Regions from separate parts of the Homo sapiens genome. Here region 2 is linked to region 1. Evidence: chromatin loops called from intact Hi-C (ENCODE). Cell type or tissue: ascending aorta. All regions are shown on one strand. Each heading gives the region's core, and the rest is flanking DNA. Links, peaks and the distances in the headings are about the cores only.

Region 1 (11,008 bases), core at 3,109-8,108:
ATCTTGGCTCACTGCAACCTCCGCCTCTTGGGTTCAAGAGATTCTCCTGCCTTAGCCTCCTGAGTAGCTGGGACTACAGGCATACGCCACCATGCCCAGCTAATTTTTGTATTTTTAGTAGAGTTTTAGTAGAGACGGGGTTTCACCATGTTGGCCAGGATGGCCTCGATCTCTTGACCTTGTGATCCGTCAGCCTCGGCTTCCCAAAGTGCTGGGATTACAGGCGTGAGCCACCGTGCCCAGCTGACCCCTTTTAAAATTTGTCCAGCAGCAGCATTTTCCAACCAGTATGGTGTTTTGTCTTTATGGAGGTTAGGGTTAGAACCCTGACCTGTACTACTGTTGCCATGGTAACTGCCCTTGGCTTTAAAAAAAGAATTATATAATTTCCTGAAAGTGTTGTTAGACAATGTTTTTACAAGAGCACTCTCTGCATTTAAAAATGTGACATTTTGCTCTTAGAACTTTTGGGAGAGTATTAAAAAAAAGCAATAGACCCAAGTCAGGAGCAGCTCTGCAAATCTGAGATGCAGATGTGCTGATTGGGCAAAGGCCCAGTGCATGCGTGTGCAGCGTCTCCAGTTTTCCAGCTTGAGCCTTCTCCTTGCCATTGCTTATCTGCTTCTTGACATTCTGTTTGAGAGTAAAAGGAAACTTAACTGCTAATCGCTGATTTAAATACTTAAACTCTGCAGAAGTATTTATTGCATTGACTTCAATCACTCCTTCCACGGTATTTTCTAAATATTTCTGTGTAAGTTTAGACACGTTTAATTATTTCACTTTTCTTTCTTCCACGATGAAGAGGCCATGTATGACTTGGCCCCTCTGATGCCTCAGGTCAGCTTATTTCTCTTTTCCTTCCCCTGCTCCACTGGAATGAGTGAACATCTGTACGTCCTTCTTTCCCTTCTTCCCTCTCTGTGGCCTGAGCTAATCTCTGGGGAGACCCTGATGATGCCCCTTTGAACAACTCAAGGGCTGCTAGGACTAGAGGGTCCCTGGGGTCCACCTAGCCCTAATACCTTAGGGGAACCAGGCCAGAGGGTGTAGCGGTGACATGTTCACTATTAACCAAGAACTTGGTGCTAGCACTGGACTAGCCCCTCGGGGCACCAACTTCTGTTGCAGAGCTGCCTCTACACATCTGCCTGCCCCACTCTTGCTCCTCCCCAGCTTATGAAGCCTCCAGTGCTGTCAAGCACTCCCTTTCTGGCACCTCCCTCTTGGTTTCCTGGTTCTCATTCTACCATTCCATCTGTTTTTCTGTTTCTTTCTCAGCTGCTCACTCTTTCTTCTTGGGGTTTTTTTTTTTTTCCCCGTGAGACAGGGTCTGGCTCTGTCGCCCAGGCTGGAGTATAGTGGTGCGATCTCAGCTTACTGCAACCTCAAGCGATTCTCCCATCTCAGCCTCTTGAGTAGCTGGGACTATAGGCGCACACCACCACGCCCGGCTAATTTTTGTATTTTTTTCACCATGTTGGTCTCAAACTCCTGAGCTCAAGTGATCCACTCGCCTTGGACTCCCAAAGTGCTGAGCTTACAGGCGTGAGCCAGTGTGCCTAACCTCGGGGGTTCTTGACTGAGGCATAGCCCTTGGCTTTCTGTTTTCCTCTGTCTCCTCTCCCTGAGGTGGCTTGTCTGGTCTTAGGATTTTGCTTGTCACTTCCTTGCTTACAACTCCAAAAACTCTGCCTGGGCTTCTCCAGTGGAACTACAGTCAGATGGCTGAAGCATCCCGGCTCTTGGGTCCCATCTTGAGCTGCCAGGTGCCTCAGATATGGACTGGAGGAGTGGCTGTCACTGTGGTTCGCTCCCATGTTAGATACAGGGCTAGTCTCAGCTCTGCCACTCCCCATGTGTGACCCTGGGTGAGTTACTTAATTCCCTAAGCCCTGTTTCCTCATCTGTAAAATGGAGATGTTAATAGCACTTTTTTTTTTTTAATTATTACTTTTTGTGAGATGGCGTCTCGCTCTGTCACCAGGCTGGAGTGCAGTGGCGTGACCTCGGCTCACTGCAACCTCCGCCTCCTGGGTTCAAGCGATTCTCTTGCCTCAGCCTCCTGAGTAGCTGGGACCATAGGCATGTGCCACCACGCCCAGCTAATTTTTGTATTTTTAGTAGAGACGGAGTTTCACCATGTTGGCCAGGATGGTCTCAATCTCTTGACCTCGTGATCTGCCTGTCTCAGCCTCCCAAAGTGCGGGGATTATAGGCGTGAGCCACTGTGCCCAGCTAGTAGCACTTCTTTAGAGGGTTCACTGACCATTGAGAAATGTCTCTGTGGCACTTAGGGCCGGTATAGGTACAGTCAACTGCTAGCTAACAGTAATTTTTATTCTCTCTAAAATAGAATTTAAGAACCCTCCCAGGCCAGTTCTCCTGACCCTAGTGCTGGCTTTTCAATCTGGCTTCCCTGACCCATCAATGTCACCAGTACCATCCATCTTGGAACTTTTGAACCATCTTGTATTTACTCATCCTCTTTTTTTTTGTCTTTTTTTTTGGAGACACAGTCTTGCTCTGTCACCCAGGCTGGAGTGCATTGGCGCGATCTTGGTTGACTGCAACCTCCGCCTCCCGAGTTCAAGCAATTCTCCTGCCTCAGCCTCCCAGGTAGCTGGGATTACAGGCACCCGCCACTACACCTGGCTAATTTTTGTATTTTTAGTAGAGATGGGGTTTCACCATGTTGGCCAGGCTGGTCTTGAACTCCTGGCCTCAAGTGATCCATCCATCTCAGCCTCCCAAAGTGCTGGGATTAGAGGTGTGAGCCACCACACCTGGCCTGCCCATTCTCTTTAAACCCTATATTTGGCCAATCACCACATTTTATTGACATTTCCTCTGCAATTGCCCTTGAATTTCTCTGTTTTTCTCCACTTACCCTGGAGCCTCCTTAACTGGTCTCCTGGGACTGGCCTCTTCAGCTTTAGACCCTGATTCTTTCTGTCTAGCTTGTGAACCTCTTCATAAAACCAAACTTCTCTAAATAATGCTCTCATAATGAATTTGTTTATTCATTCACAGGCCTGTTCAATGAATCACTATTAAGAACCCACTGTGTGCTAGGTAGGTGCTCTGCCAGATTCTTACTCATTTTTATGTCTTTAGCACCTATTAGAGTTGAGAGAGAATGAATTTAATGAAACATGACAAATAATATGACTAATATATTTTAAAAATTTGCAGAAGGCCAGCTGTGGTGGCTCACGCCTGTAATCTCAGCACTTTGGGAGGCTGAGGCGGGCAGATCGCTTGAGCTTAGGAGTTCAAGACCAGCCTGGGCAATATGGCAAAACCCTGTTTCTATCAAAAATACAAACAGCCAGGCATAGTAGTGTGCACCTGTGGTCCCAGCTATTTGGGAGGCTGAGGCAGGAGGATCACTTGAGCCCGAAGGTTGAGGCTGCAGTGAACCACGATCGCGCCACTGCACTCCAACCTGGGAGACAGAGCGAGACGCTGTCTAAAAAAAAAAAAAAAAAAGTACAGAAGCCCAACAAAGGGTGTGTTCATTCTCTCTGGAAGTGAGGGAAGGATTCCCAGAAGAAAGAACATTTGACGGAGGGCTTAAAAGTCAAATTAGTGTTGTTGAGCCAAGGGATGGGAGGACTCAATATACACAGAGTGGGCGCCAGGTGTGGAGGAAAGTTCTTCACCTACACGGTGTGGCTGGTGGACAGATCAAGGGTGCTAGGCAGGACTGAATTCTGCCTGCTGCCTGTTTGTGTTTTTAAAATAGCTTTAATGAGATATAATTTACGTACCATAAAGTTTACCTGTTTAAAGTGTACAAGTCAGTGGTTTTTAGTATATTTATAGAAATGTGCAACCAGTGGCCCATAATCTAATTTTACAACATTTCCATCACCCTAAGAAGAAACCTTGTATCTATTAACAGTCACTCTCCCATTCCCTGTGTGTGCCCCCCACGACCCGGCACTAGCCCAAGGTAGCCACTAATCTACTTTCTAGATTTATCTGTTCTGCACATTCATATGAATGGGATCATGCAATATGTATCTTTTGTGTCTAGCTTCTTTCACTTAGCGTAAAGCACTTGAGGTTCCTCGATGTTGTAGCATGTATCAGTTGTTTCATTCCTTTTTATTCCTGGGTAGTTTTCATTGTGTGGCTATACCATGTTTTGTTAATGCATTCATCAGTCCGATGCCTGTTTTTAAAGTTTTATTAGTTTTAAAGCCACACCCATTTGATAATATGTTGTCTATGGCTGCCTTCTCACTACTGTGGCAGAGTTGAGTATTGTGTCAGAGACCTGCATGGCCTGCAAAGCTTTAAATAGTTACTATTCAGCCCTTTGCAGGAAGAGCTTGGCAATTCCTGTAATAGAGGATGAAGACAATGAAGGGGGTAGGCTGGGGCTGAGTGGAAGATGAGACTGGAAAGGCCACGTAAGGATTTGGACTTAATCCTGTGGATCGGCTTCTCAAAGTGTGTGTGCTGTGTGAAGCCCCTGCATCGGATCCCTTGATGTATAGATTCCTGAGCCTCCCCCTGGGCTTACCAGCTAAACCCCTTGCCCCACGCCCTTATTCTTAATTCCACCTGGACTTCTTTCTTCAGTCTCTCAATTCTTGCCACTTTGGAAGCCCATGCTTAGGTCTTAGCTCTTCACCAAACCCTTGCCTGATTGCTTTACCCTCCTCCATTTCTTTCTTTTCTAAACATCGCTCTGAATCTTCTTCCCCCTACCACAACCTGTGCCTTCCCACAGTATGGAATTATATGTTTTATTGTATTACTTGCTGCTGAATCGTGTGTGTTAATTCTGCACACTCAGCTGGTGAGTGGACTGCTTTCGGGCAGGAACTAGGTCTTGGGTCTTTTTTTGCATTATGCAAATTGGGTTATTGCATGGCACCAAGGATGTTATTTAGAGTATAACTGAAAGTCTTCTTAAATGACTTTCCTTTTGCATAGTGCATCTTTATTTGCTTTGCATTCTATTAGTGGACTTAGTGTTTGGTCCCTAGGCCCCTCAACATTGGAGCTAAGCAGGTGTCCTCCATTTTGTATGACTGCTTTGATTTACTTTTTTAATTAAATCTCTTTTAATTAATCTTATTTTTTACTCTAAACTGCAGATCTTTGTTCAGTCTTTTCCCTAGCCCATTTCTAAATCTTTGTTACATTCTTCTTTACTCTGAGGGGTTTTAGTCATCTGCTAGTAAACTAGTTAGTCCTTTCCGTCAGCTGGGTAAAAAGCTATAAATGGTTTTCAACTCTATGCAGCTCCCTTGGGTTGCTCATTTGATCTGAGCCAGGTTTGAAGTTGGGCCATTGAGAATGATCTGTCCTCATGATGTAGGGGGTGACTCCAGCCAATTCTTAATATTGCTGGAATTAATTAACTTTGATTCCTCTAACTGAAAGAGGGCATTTTACTCTACCGTGTATTATTAAATACCTTATAACTTGATTTTTTTGATTTTGTTTTCTTGCTCAGTGAGTACTTAAAATATCCCTGCCGATATAGTAATTTGTTCCCTGTTTAATATGGCTTTTTCCTTTGTTTACTCTGGACTCAAGTCTTTGTAGCTTGTTTTCTAAGTCAGCTCAAAAGTTGCTGGTCATTGGATTTGGCAGCCTTTTCAAGCTTTACCCACCAGAATCCTACAGGAAGTTGTGTGTCGGCCAGAAGAGTCTGTTTATTTAGAGCGTGGTGTCCAGCAGAAGCAATCCATTTATGAGGGTCTGGTCTTAAAGACACAGGCATCTGAGTCTGTGTTTGGAAGACCTGCTGCTTTGGCTTCCATTGCAGCCATGTTCTCCATGCTTTCCTGTCCAGCCCGCCGGGGCACCTCAGTGGCACTGCTGGCTGATTGAAGGAGTCCTTGTCTCTGAGCTCCTTGGCCTTGTCTGAAAGGCTGAAATATCAAGGCCCAGATATTAGACAGGGTTCTAGTCCAAAGCACCCTACAATAATGCTTTGTATTTATGGCTTTTTTTTTCCACCTGAACCACAGAGTCCTTCAGCTGAACCTGAAATTTGTACAACTCTTGGAGGATGAGGGGCAAATTACAGGTATGACTTGGATACTTTTGAAGATAAGAGAGCTAATGAGATGAGGTGTTACTGATTCTCACTGTGAAGCAAGGACAGAGCCCAGCTTTAGGATCCAAGGTCACTACCATAGCCTAACTCTTGCCCGGAGCTGAAGTGTCCCCTTGTGCCCATTATGGCTTAACTTCTATTTGTTGATACATGTGTACACACATCTGATCCATTTTGAATTTGCTCCAGCAAGTCGGTGATGTGGCTGTCGGTTCTCTGTGCCTAGCACTGGGCTTGCCACAGGTTAGGGACTGCATGCCTGTGGACCCGTTTACGTGGAAGCTGCATCGATGTCTTCTTAAAAGGTGAGTCCCCCTCCCAGAGTGAGGTGTGGCCTCACTACCAGTGATGTGAGCACATACCGAGGTGCCTTGGGGGAGAGGGGCAGAGAGGTATAGCAACTGCTGAGAGGCCTGAGCACAAAAGGTCGAAAGTGAGCTGTCGTACCTCTCAGCCCTCGCCATGCCCCTGGGGTCTTTTAATGACCTACAGTTGGATTTTTTCATGAGGTGGAAGTTATATTGAAATTTCTGCCTCAGAATAGTTCCTGAAGAGCATTGACTCTCTGGGAGTCTTAGGTAAATTTAACACTTAATGAAGGTAAAAACAATCCTTTCCACATTCCTCTGCTCCTCCTCTCAACCTCAGGTCAGTCGATGTGCAAGCAGTGCTTTCCTTGGGAGGCAGCAGTTTCTGAAGGTAAAGGAGAAAGCCCTGGTCCAAGGGAGCCAAAGGTCCGTTGGGACACACATGATTCCGTGTTGGGCACATGGGCATGTAGGTGTCTCCTAGCCTTGCCAAGCTGTCTTAAATTCGGGCATCTTCCAAAATCAAAGGCAACTGAAGAGCTTAATTTCCAATGATGATACATTTTGCCTCAGTCATCTGGCCCCAAAAGACTTCTGGGGGCCGATCACCCTCCCTTCTATTCTGAACGCCCTCATCCCCTAGATTGTCACTTGGTGCTTTTGGCCAGGGGGCTCTGCTTCTTCCTTGCTGCGAGTTCTTCCTGCTGAGCCCAGCATCCCCGTGAGGGCTTTCACGCAGGCCCTTCATTGCTCTCGGTATGTTGTCAGCCCATGTGTTGCAGTTTATTTTTGATTCCTGCTTTCATAAGGTTTGAAGATTCCACTCATTTTTCCAGTGGTTGTTAAGATAGTGAGAATCTAAATGAAATGGTAATATTACCATTGTGAACAATTATTTTTCTAAAAGAATCTTTTGTGTTCATTTTTAATGCTGTTAAGATCTAATTCCCAGTATTTTATTTGGAAGCTCTTCAAATTTCCCAAATCATAAAATCTTTCAAAGCCTACTCCAAGTTACTTTTTCTTGATTCAGCTCTCCTATTTGCATTTAAAATAAAAAGGCCAGCCTATTTCCAAATATGGAAATGATCTATGTTTATTAGAGATCAGCAAAGTGATATGGGCCCTTGACTTGCTGTGAGGTTTTTTTTTTAAATGTGTTTTAGAGCAATGTACAAGGGCAATTTTTCGTCCTGTTTTGTCATGTGTTCTTAAATACATTTCCTAAACACTTTCTCTGGCTTGGTGCTATTACTGTGTATACGTCCTACATATGTTTCCTATTTTTTATGACTCATACTTACGGTACTCATAAAGATTTATCCTTTATCTTGGCTCTGAGTAATGAGCCCACTTGCACATTTCCAGCAGAACTGTGGGTTAGGGATTTTACATTTCATTCTGCTGGAGAGGCCTCTGGAAGGCATAGCACAGGCAGCGCAGCATGTTCCTTGTAGGCAGTACTCACTTCTCCCTGAGGGAACAGTTAGCTCAGTTTTTGTGAATTTACTAATTTTTGTTCTCTAGCTTTTCCTTTCCCTTTGCCCTTTTTAGCCATTTTGCTGTTTGAGTGAGGCCACACAAGAGCATGAACAGATGAAACAAATGCTCTACTCCTTTTTGCTGCTGAGTAACTGTGGTGGAGGAAGAAATGGAAATAATGAACTGAAACGATATTATTACATGTGGCAACAAACTCAGGCAAGGAGTCTTCTTGGGTCCAAATAAACATTCAGACCCATGAGACTATCATAGGCCATGGGTGGCTTCATTATACTTAAAAGGGTATAGGACAAGGACCACAGCTTACGGCATGGCAGCAAGGCATTCCTCCTTGTTGTGTGCCTTGTGACTGTTCACACATCAGTTCATCAGTTCACATAGCCATCCAGAGCTCTCCAGCTGATGGCTCAAATGCCAGGAGATGAGATCTCTGTGTGTGTGTGTGTGTGTGTGTGTGTGTGTGTGTGTGTGTGTGTGTGTAGTTCTCTAGTTTAAAAGCCTTAGGAAGGCCGGGTGCAGTGGCTCACACCTGTAATCCCAGCACTTTGGGAGGCTGAGGCGGGTGGGTTACCTGAGGTCAGGAGTTCGAGACCAGCCTAACCAAAATGGTGAAACCCGTCTCTACTAAAAATACAAAATTAGCCAGGCATGGTGACGCATGCCTGTATTCTCAGCTACTTGGGAGGCTGAGGCAGGAGAATCGCTTGAGCCCGGGAGGCAGAGGTTGCAGTGAGCCAATATCATGCCATTGCACTCCAGCCTGGGCAACAAGAGTGAAACTCCATGTCAGAAAAAAAAAAAAAAAAAAAAAAAGCCTTAGACCCTTGCGGGAACTAGTAGGCAACTATGTAGGAATAGTTTTCATGGTACTCTGTCTCATAAATATGCCCCATTTACAAGAATCACTGCTCTCAGGGAAGCCCCCAGATGTCACTTCTTATCAGATGTCTTAAAATTTTCCAGTCCCAATAGCAAGCTGCCTTGTGTTATAATTGACATATTGTCTTACCAGATTACCAGGGTTACAGAATTGAGAGAGTTAACAGAAGATCAAATTCTCATGTAAAAGGGAAAAGCTTTGCTCACTGTTTATCCACACCTGTACGTTTTATTGTTTTTATTTGTGGTATTCCTGACTGTGATAGGCTAAATAATGGCCCCCAAAGATATATCCACGTTCTAACCCCTAAACCTGGGAATGTTGCCTTTATATAGAAAAAGCCTTAGCAGGTGTGATTAAATTAAGAATTGTGAGATGGAGGATTATCCTGGATTATCTGGTGGCCCCTAAATACAGTCACATGTATCCTTATAAGACAGGGATTTGATGACACAGACAAAAGGGAAGACTGTGTGACCATGCAGGCAGAGATTGGTGGTCTGGAACCCACAAGCCAAAGAATGCCAGCAGCCACGAGAACCTGAAAGAGGCTGGGAACAGGTTCTCTCCTGGAGCCTCTGGAGGGCATGTGGCTCTGCTGACACCTTGGTTTTGGCCTAGCAATGCTGATTTTGGACTTCTGGCCTCCAGAACTGTGAGAGAATAGCCTTCTGTTGTTCTAAGCCACCCAGTTTATGGTAATTTGTTACAGCAGTATGGGAAATGAGCACACACTCACATTAGTTTGAGTTCCATGCTCCCTCCTGTCTCCAGTTTGTTTACTCCTGTGTTCCCCAGCTCTGTAAAGGACGCTACCACACAGTTGCCAGGGCCACAGTCCTTGGCATTATTATCCATGACTTCCTGTGTTTGCTCAGATGTCATATCCAATCCTATTTGTTCTACCCTAAGACCATATTCTGAATCTGCCCACTTCTGACCACCACCTTCGGTCTGACCCACCATCACATTTTTACTTGAGAGGCAGTGGGCCTCTGGCCCATCCCTCTTAGGAGTGCAAGATCTGGGGTAGAGCGCCAGTGTTGGAAGCCTGGCTACACTGCTCATGAGCTGTGGGGCTTTGGGCAAGTCAGTTAACTTCTTTATGCTTCATTTTCCTCATGTGGGCATAATCATAGTATCTACTTCATAGAGTTGCTGTGACGATTAAATAATTAAAGCATGACTGGTGCTTAGAACAGTGCGTGGAATATCATCAGCACTCCATAAATGTCAGCTGCTATCATTGTTAGCAATTAAGATCTATTCTCTAAGTGGCAGCCAGCATGATCTTTTGAAAGACTTCCGTCCAGTCACGAAGTTCACCAGTTCAGCTTCCTGCCATGGTTTTTTACATTTCAATGAAAATGCGCAATCCCCACCAGAGCCCTGAATGATCTTTTCCCCCTTCTCCCAGCACTCTCACCATTGCTCACTGTGCTGCAGTGGGCCCTGACATCTTGCCTCCTGTCCTTGGCATGGGCTCTTTGTTTTGCCTGAAGTACTTCTCCCAGTTACTCATGTGGCTGCCTTCACCCAGTCCCTGCTTTGCCATTACCTCCACTGAGAGGCCTTCATTGACCACCCCATTTAAAATAGTCATAGCACCCCACAACAGACACACTCTCTTTTACTGTTTTACTTTAAAATGTAACTTATATTACCACCTGATATTTATTTTTAAATATGTTCACTGTCTATCTCTTCTGCTAGTATATCATCAGTATAGATGTTTTATCTTTAGTTGGTATTGCCAGGAATTAGAACAGTGCCCACTACATAGTAAGCAGTCAAGAAACATTTGTGAAATAAACATTTGCATGAATAAATAAGTATGTTGATGTAGCAGTTTAGCAAATAGGTTAAGTCTAGAAATTCTATATATGGAAGTTTCTCATTAATTATATTTTTTGAAGATCTAGTTATTGATATTGGTATGTATGGCTTGGGCATAAAGTAATGTTTCTTAAACCAAGGCTTCAAGGTATAGAAGACAGCACTGGATTGTGAGTCTTAATAAAAGACTTCCCTCTTTTTTGGTCTTCCCTCTGTTGTGATCTTTTTTGTTTAAACTTGAGGGCAAATGTGTAGACCCATTTGGATCTCAGTTTCTTTTTTTATTTTCTGTCAATATAAAGACATTGAGAAAATTAATATTTCAAAATACCAATTGAGAATTAGAGTCAAAAGCATTTCTGGAGTTGTTAAACTACAAAATATCCTTAAAGAAAC
Region 2 (7,477 bases), core at 2,478-7,477, 230 kb after region 1:
ATGGCAGCTTAAAATGTGGCTAGTACAAATTGAGGTATGCAGTAAGAAAAAAAATACACACCAGATTTTAGAGACTTAGTACTCAAAAAGAAGATGTAAAATATCTCACTAATTTTTAAAAATGTTAAGTACACGTTAAAATGACAATATTTTGGATATATTTGGTTAACACGTATATTATTAAAGTTAATTTCATGCTACTCTTTACAACGTTTTCTGGGAAAAGAGTTAATTCCAACTGTTTCTTTCCATTTTTTTTTTTTTGTAATTGAGTTACCAGAAAGATGTTAAATTACATCCATGGTTTATGTGATATTTCTGTTGGTCAACACTGTTCTAGAGCATTCTGCTATGAATTGGCTTGGTGAGGGTAAAAGGTGTGTGAGGGCAAAGGAATGTATTTGCACCCACGTTCTCTGCACTCTGCTGCTGGCATCTCTGTGTGCCTCACCTCACTTGTGGGTGCCTCCCTGTCACCTGGCCTCTGAGGTTAAGTAGGTTGCCCCAGGCTCCATGGCTGCAAGTGGTAGAGCTGGGCTTTGAACGCAGGTAGCCTAGCTCCAGAGCCTGCCTTTGAGTTCCAGAAATGTGAGTGATTTTAGGTAGTGACATTCAGCACGTGGAGAGTGGGGTCAGCTTGTGAATGTATTACCCCTTTCAGGAAGCATGCATGTGCACATTTCCAGAGGCCTCTGAGGAGTGAGTGAAATGCTGGGAATTTCTGGCATCAGTGGCAAGGTCTCCAGGAAATACCTTCCATCCTAAAGCAGTCTCCTGTGAAATCTGAGCTGCTTGCACATTGCGTTCCAGGGCCACCAGCTTTTGGCCTGTACTAGTGAAATTCTGCCTGAAGCCTAAGTCCCGAGCAAGGATCCAAGCTCCTTTGTACCCTAAACCTGCCTGCCTGTTAGAACATCACTGTTCTAAAATCGGCCTCACCCTCCATCCAGCCACACACATCCTGGCTCTCATTCTACCCCATGCACTTCTATGCACCCTAGCCTTTCCTCTATGCTCCCACTCAGCTTATTTGATATTTCTTGTCTTGCCCACAAGGCCAACTCATCCTTGAAGACCCAGCTCACACATCACCCTCTCTACAGCCTTCCCTAACTCCTTTAAGATAAAATCTATCACTCCCTCCTCTGTTCCACATTGTAATTCCAGATAACTATTTGTCTATGTCTCTGTGGCCCCCGCTTGATGATGTGCTCCACCTGGGCAGTGGCAGCATCCTGCCTGTCCTAGTCTATCCTAGCAGTGCCTAGTAAGTGTCTGCACACATAAGATGCTCAACACCTGCTCTGGAACTGAATTAGATGGAATCACATTTAAACAACTGAAGGAGAAGGATGACAGCTCGCTCACAATTGGAATTCCCCTTTGCAAATCCTCAGGGAGACTAATTGCTCCTGCTCTTGGCCTGTCTGTTAAAATGCAGGATTAAAAAGAGAAACAGGTAGCAGGTTTTTTTGTTGTGTTTTGTTTTGTTGTTTTTTTTTTAACTTCTGAAATGAGTATTACAGAAGAAAATCATGCAGGAGGAAAACCATGATAACTCATCAGCATGATTCAGCAATGGGGCACACTTCAGAGGAAAGGAAGATTGGTTTTGCTCATAGGCTCTTTATCTGTGAAACGCAATCACTCTCCCTCACTGGTGTTTCATGCTCTGACGTCTTATGGTTTGAGGCACGATCAGGGGCCTATTTCTGTGACACCTGAAGGCTTTACACTTGCTTCTTTTGCTTCTCACAGCAGCCTCATAGAGTGCAGTGAATTTTTTCAATATTTTCATTGGTCTTACAGTTTTGTCTTATAGATTTGCAACTTGTGACAACTTTTCCCACCTTCACATGGTTTGATGATTTCCCTTCACACCTACTACTAATGGTTACAATGCTCTGGATCACGCCTCGTGAATCATCGGTGTCTGTCCTCCCCTACCACAGCCAGGTGCTGACAGTAACAACTAGGTGCCGGCAGTATTTTAAAGATGGCAGTATGGCCTGGAGGACATGCCACAGGCCCTGAAAAGGAACCTTGAGTTGGACCCAAGAGCCAGTCCCCCAGAGGTCAGGTGCACCAGAGGTCAGGATCCCTCCCTTGCCTCACAGGGATACCCTGACCACTCTGCTCCCACTCCCCATCTCTCACTGAAGGATTCATGTCTGATATGTGTGGATGAGTTATCCTCCCACGGGTGATCCTGCCCCACCAAAATCAAAGTGACTCTTATTCTAAGAAGCAAAAATTTGACCTCACAAACACACTGCTGTTTCATCCGAGGAGCCTACCCCATCCCCTGAAATAATATTTTGCACAAAACTTTCAATTAATTTACTACAATGTCCAGCAAAGATCCAGCACTTTAAAGCCGGATGACTCAACAGGAAGAGCTTTCAGTTTTCTTCCTGATTGTAAGTTTGTAGCCTAAATTTTTGAGTAGGTACAATTTAGAGAAGGAAGGCTGCCTTCTGCTCAGGATAAACAGGAAATTTGCCTATACAGTCAGTGTGAAGAGCTGTGTAGTAGAATGATCTGCCGATATTTAGCTTCTATTATAGTGTTCTCCTCATTCTTCCTTCTCCATCTCCCCCTCCAGCTTCTCTTCTCTACTAAAAAAGGTGTCAGAAAGTCTGGGAATACAGACTGTCCTAAAGCACTGCAAGTAGTTCCCTCCTCCTGACGGCAATAGAGCCCCCTAGAGACCATCCGGGTGACCAGTATGAAGAAGTCGGTGGGTAGCCCTATTTGTTGGAAGTGAGAAATAATGAGAACTTTTTATGTTTCAAAGATGGAATAGGAAAAGTTGTCAGACCTGCAATGTAATAGTCCCAGGGGATGAAGAGTATACAGAAGTTTGGGGTCTATAGGGCTGGACGGCCTGATACAATCTGATGCCACCCCTCTGGATGACTGGATCTTTGCAGAAAGGTCACATAAGGGACTGAAAGTTAGTACTAAGAACTAACTTTCTGCAGTTCTGGGAACTTAAGCAAGGGGCCATCTTGGCCAAGCTGAACACAAGGTTGATCATTTTCCTGAAGAGACCTTGCTGTGGTTTGAATGCGTTCCCTACAAAATTCATGTGTTGAAGCTTAATCTCCATGTGATGGTACTGAGTGGTGGGGCCTTTTGGGAAGTGATTAAGTCAGGAGAGCTCCGCCCTCATGAATGGATTAGTGCCTTGTAAAAGAGTGTGAGGAACTAGTTTCGGTCCATGTTGCTCTTCCACTCTTCTCCCATGGGAAAACACACTGTTCCTCCCCTTCAGAGAATAAAGCAAGAAGGTGCCATCTTGGAACCAGACACTGAACCTGCCAGTGCCTTGATCTTGGACTCCCAGCCTCCAGAATTGTGAGAAAGAAATTTCTGTTGATAATAAACTACCCAGGCTCAGGCATTTTGTTACTGTAGCACAAACAGACTCAGATAGACCTTGAATAGCCTGTGCAAAGCCTTGAACTAACATCATCTGAAGGCTCAAGTGGGCACTTTCCACAGCCATGTGGCAATGATCAGCAACATTTCCCCCCCTGGAGTGTGAAAGTCAGGCTGACCCTTCTTTTTGAATTATGTAAACCTCTGGGATTTTGGAAAAGTTATGGGGAGACAGAGGGCCCCAAGACGGAGAGGCTAGACTTTCTGCTAATCCCACAGTCTGATAAACCATGGGAACTTAGGCTACTTGTTTTGTGTAAAGAAGCTAAATGTGACAGTATTTACCCCCTGGGTTTGTGGAGCAGTCCTGTTGATTACACTCAGGATACATGTATACATAAGCAATTGAAAATGAGGTTTCACCACCAGCCCAAAGTTGAAAGCTGGTGAAGGGGCTGATCCCCAGCCTCTGTCTTGATGGTTCTGGGATTCACTGAGTCAAAAACACACAGCAGAAGCCACTTGATAATGTATTTTATACTTATAACAAGAAGCAGAAATGATCACTCTCGGGGGAAACAATGCTAAAACAAAACAAAATAAGAGCTTGAGCTTTGAGACAAGGTTTGCCACAGTCATTCTGCATGTAAATAAATATTTCCCTACAACTTACTCTCTGCCATGCACTATGCTAACTACTAGGGAATAAAATGAAAAACAAAGCAGACATAGTCCTTGCTCTCTAGTATTAAGGTAAAGAAATACGTTAATCAAATAATCACTCAAATAAATAAATAACTGCAGTTAACATTGAAAACTAATTATCTATTTTCAGCCCAATTAATTTCCAGCTAAGAAACAAGACAGATCAGCCTCTATGTATAAAGCTCAAGATACAAAAGAGTTAAGCCCTACATGTGGCCCTGTTAAGGCTGTCCCAGGGGGAAAAGAGGGACCCATTCATTAGTCCCGGGGCAATGGGTTGGTTCTTCCTCTACTGTCATTTCAGAGAATGTGCATTCCCTCTGGCATCCTGGCTGGCCCGGAAGGTCACTGCAGGCTCAGGATGCCACAAATACAGGATTGTTCACTTTCTTTGGCTGGGGAACTGGGCTGGGGACCAAGCTGGCCCACAAATGCAGGTTTTCCCACTTTATTTCAAGGGCAGCCAACTTCAGGGCCTTAAAAACGGGCTAATGGCAACAATGAGAGTGATGGTGAGGGGAGCCAAAGTCAATGCCATCGACAGGCCATGTTGCCTTCAGAAAATTTCCCAATCTTTGAAATAACTACAGAGTGATTGCCAGAGTGACTCAGAGGGGAGGAGAGTTGGAGTGACTTTGGCTACTAAGGTTGTGTGTTGAAATAATAAAAGGAATTTCCTAGGGATCCCCAATCTAGTCTATTTTTTAACAGTGTAGTTTCAATTTCTTCCTATAATTCTTAGGCATACCTTGAATGAATAGAGAATTTTCTGTTAATTAACCAATTCAATACTGATTAATTCTAGTTCACTCTTTTAATAGACGTAAGATCTTAGGTTACAATTAATCCATCTTTCATTTCATCTAACCAACAAACATATTTAGTGCCTATTATATATCAGACTGTGCTACAGTCGAAGAGGGGCACCTAACCCAGACTGAAGAGGAGAATAACAGAGAAGGGTGGCTTCCTATAGCAGAGATAAAGCTTTGGGGGTCGCCAAATTTCATGCCATCTATCACTTCCCAAGCACATGGGAAACTACACTTCCCAGACACCCTTAGGAGTCCTTAGGTTGGGGCCACATGACTGGATATCCAATAGGATAGAGCAGAAATGATGTATGCTACTCTCAGGCCTGGCCATAAAATTCACTGTGCAACTGTCCATGTTCCCACTTTCTTTCCCTTCTGTTGTAACCTCTGAATCCAGATGGCAGCAATATAAGATGAAAACAATAAGGATCTCTAAGTCACTGCTTAGAGGAGAGCCACAGAAGGACTATGGGGCTTATTTGCTATAACCTAGCCTTGCTTACTCTAATATGTACTCTGTAAAGGTGGGGACATCTAAGTTTAGTACTGAAGAAGAAAATATCTAGGCTATGTCAGGTAAGATGACCAACTTTGATGATCTTATTCCAGCTAGATGGGGAAAATAAAACTATATCAAAAAATAGCCAGCTTACCAAGCAAAATATCTTGATCAAATACTGAAGTCTTGAATGAACCTCAGTTTTCTGCTTGGGAACAACTGAGTATTGTGGTTGTAGTCACCAAAGTAAAGACTGTAGAAGTTTCCTGGAAAAGTCTGATTCATAGCTGAGAAAGTTCTAACAAGAATGTAGGAAGAAGTAGTAGGTTCATTGAAGGAATCACTTTCTAATCATAAAAATGGATCATCCAGCTCTTGACCCTCTGAAGTTCACAATTTAATGAGGTAGAATTGAGGAGATCAGAGGCAGAATGTCATGTTTATTCAAGTCCTAGAACCTTGGATCCAGAATTTTTCCTCTTCCAGGAAGCCTCTTCTACTCAAATGTTAAACATGTCTCTGCTTAAATGTTGCTTCCTTAGGGAACCTTTCTGACAGCTTGATATAAAGAAGTCATCCAGTTACTGTCTGTTGAATCTCCCTATTCTAATTCTCTGTGTAGTGCTTCCCACTCTCTGATACTTTTCTTGTTTATGAATTTTGTTTGTTTGATTATTGGCCATCTCCCTTCACTAGAATAGGGGAAGGAATACTTTGTTCATGTCTCTCTCTAGCATGTTTCCAAGTGGCTAGCACATAGTAGGAGCTCCATAAATGTTTATTGAATAAATAAATAATCCCAGGAGGCTAAAAAAGAATAAAAAAGCAAACGTTTTGTTTTGAGATAGATTTGTAAATATACTGAATGGCCAAGTTGGGATGTGTCTCAAATGAGAACTACAAGATGGCATATTTGTCATTCTGCATCAAAGAAAAACCAATGTCAATTGGCATCAATATCTTGACTCTTTTTTAAATTAAATTTTCTCAAGTGGTCACACGGGAGCAGGTCTATTTCTGGAGAATACCTTTTTTAGACTCAACAAAATCCCAGGGATGAACACAGTTTTGATATAATAGAATTTGTATACACTAAACCCCTTTATTGCAATATGTCTCCAATCGTTTGATGCCCTAGATGCAATTATTGCTTTAGAAGCTAAAGTAAGCAAATTCTCTTTTCAAAAGGAATATGAATTCTTGGGCTTGTGCCTCCACTTCCTGATCTAACTTCTCTGGACCCTGAGGCATGGGCATTGTAGAACTGAGTTATCAGATTTTAAGAGCATGTAGGGGGTCTGTTTTGTGACTTAATGTTATCTTCAGAAAATCAACTAAAATCTGTTTAAATATCATGTCTGAAATAAGTGTAAAGACTAAACGGATGTGGTTACAATCTTGAAACTAGAAGCTATAGCCAGAAAATAGGTCAAGAAAAAAATAGACACAAATTGCCTGGATCTTGGCCATAAAGGTCAAGTACTGCTGGTCACAAAACAAGGAGGATTCTTCAGAGAAACTGAGGGACTCACATAATAGTTCTAGTAACAATTACAACAACTAACATTTATTTAGTGCTTACTATGCGCCAGGCACTCTGCCAAGTGCTTATCATATATCATCTCATTTAATTCCTTGGAACATGTGCCGCTGGGGGCCATATTAGTAATTTCTATCTACCTGTCAGGAAACTGAGGTTAATTACTGCATTAGTCCATTCTAATATTGCTATAAAGAAATATCTGAGACTGGGTAATTTATAAAGAAAAAATGTTTAATTGGCTCATGGTTCTGCAGGCTGTACAGGAAGCATGATGCTGGCATCTGCTCGGCTTCTGGGGAGGCCTCAGGTAACTTACAATCATGGCTGAAGGAAAAGGGGAAGCAGACCTGTCTTACATGGTGGGAGCAGGAGCAAGAGAGAGAGAAGGGGGGAGATGCTGTACGCTTGTAAACAACCAGAACTTGTGAGAACTCACTCACTATCATGAGAACAGCACCAGGAGATTGTGCTAAATCATTCATGAAGGACCACCCCCATGATCCAATCACCTCCCACCAGGCCCCACTTCCA

The links. A loop is a pair of places that touch in the nucleus more often than their neighbours do. Peaks named below come from ENCODE experiments on the same cell type or tissue, not always from the same donor. Only the 100,000 strongest peaks of a DNase experiment are listed, where the experiment ranks them.
Region 2: a loop joins it to region 1, with 2.0 times the contacts of the local background. A loop is called at or near these places in 1 of 110 quality-filtered maps.

Annotation. Positions count from the first base shown.
Region 1 is chr1:91,778,253-91,789,260 of GRCh38, reverse strand. All of the region lies in intron 3 of TGFBR3 (transforming growth factor beta receptor 3), which reads left to right. Among named protein-coding and RNA genes, the nearest start is that of TGFBR3, 100 kb to the left of the region's middle. RefSeq lists an enhancer at 1,116-1,245 and a silencer at 3,153-3,356. In ascending aorta, for the core only: no CTCF peak of the experiment used is centred there; a DNase peak (open chromatin) is centred at 5,670; H3K27ac peaks cover 3,492 bases.
Region 2 is chr1:91,550,491-91,557,967 of GRCh38, reverse strand. The region is part of intron 3 of LOC102723436 (a long non-coding RNA gene); the gene reads left to right. Among named protein-coding and RNA genes, the nearest start is that of CDC7, 53 kb to the right of the region's middle. RefSeq lists an enhancer at 1,833-1,992. In ascending aorta, for the core only: no CTCF peak of the experiment used is centred there; a DNase peak (open chromatin) is centred at 4,477; H3K27ac peaks cover 476 bases.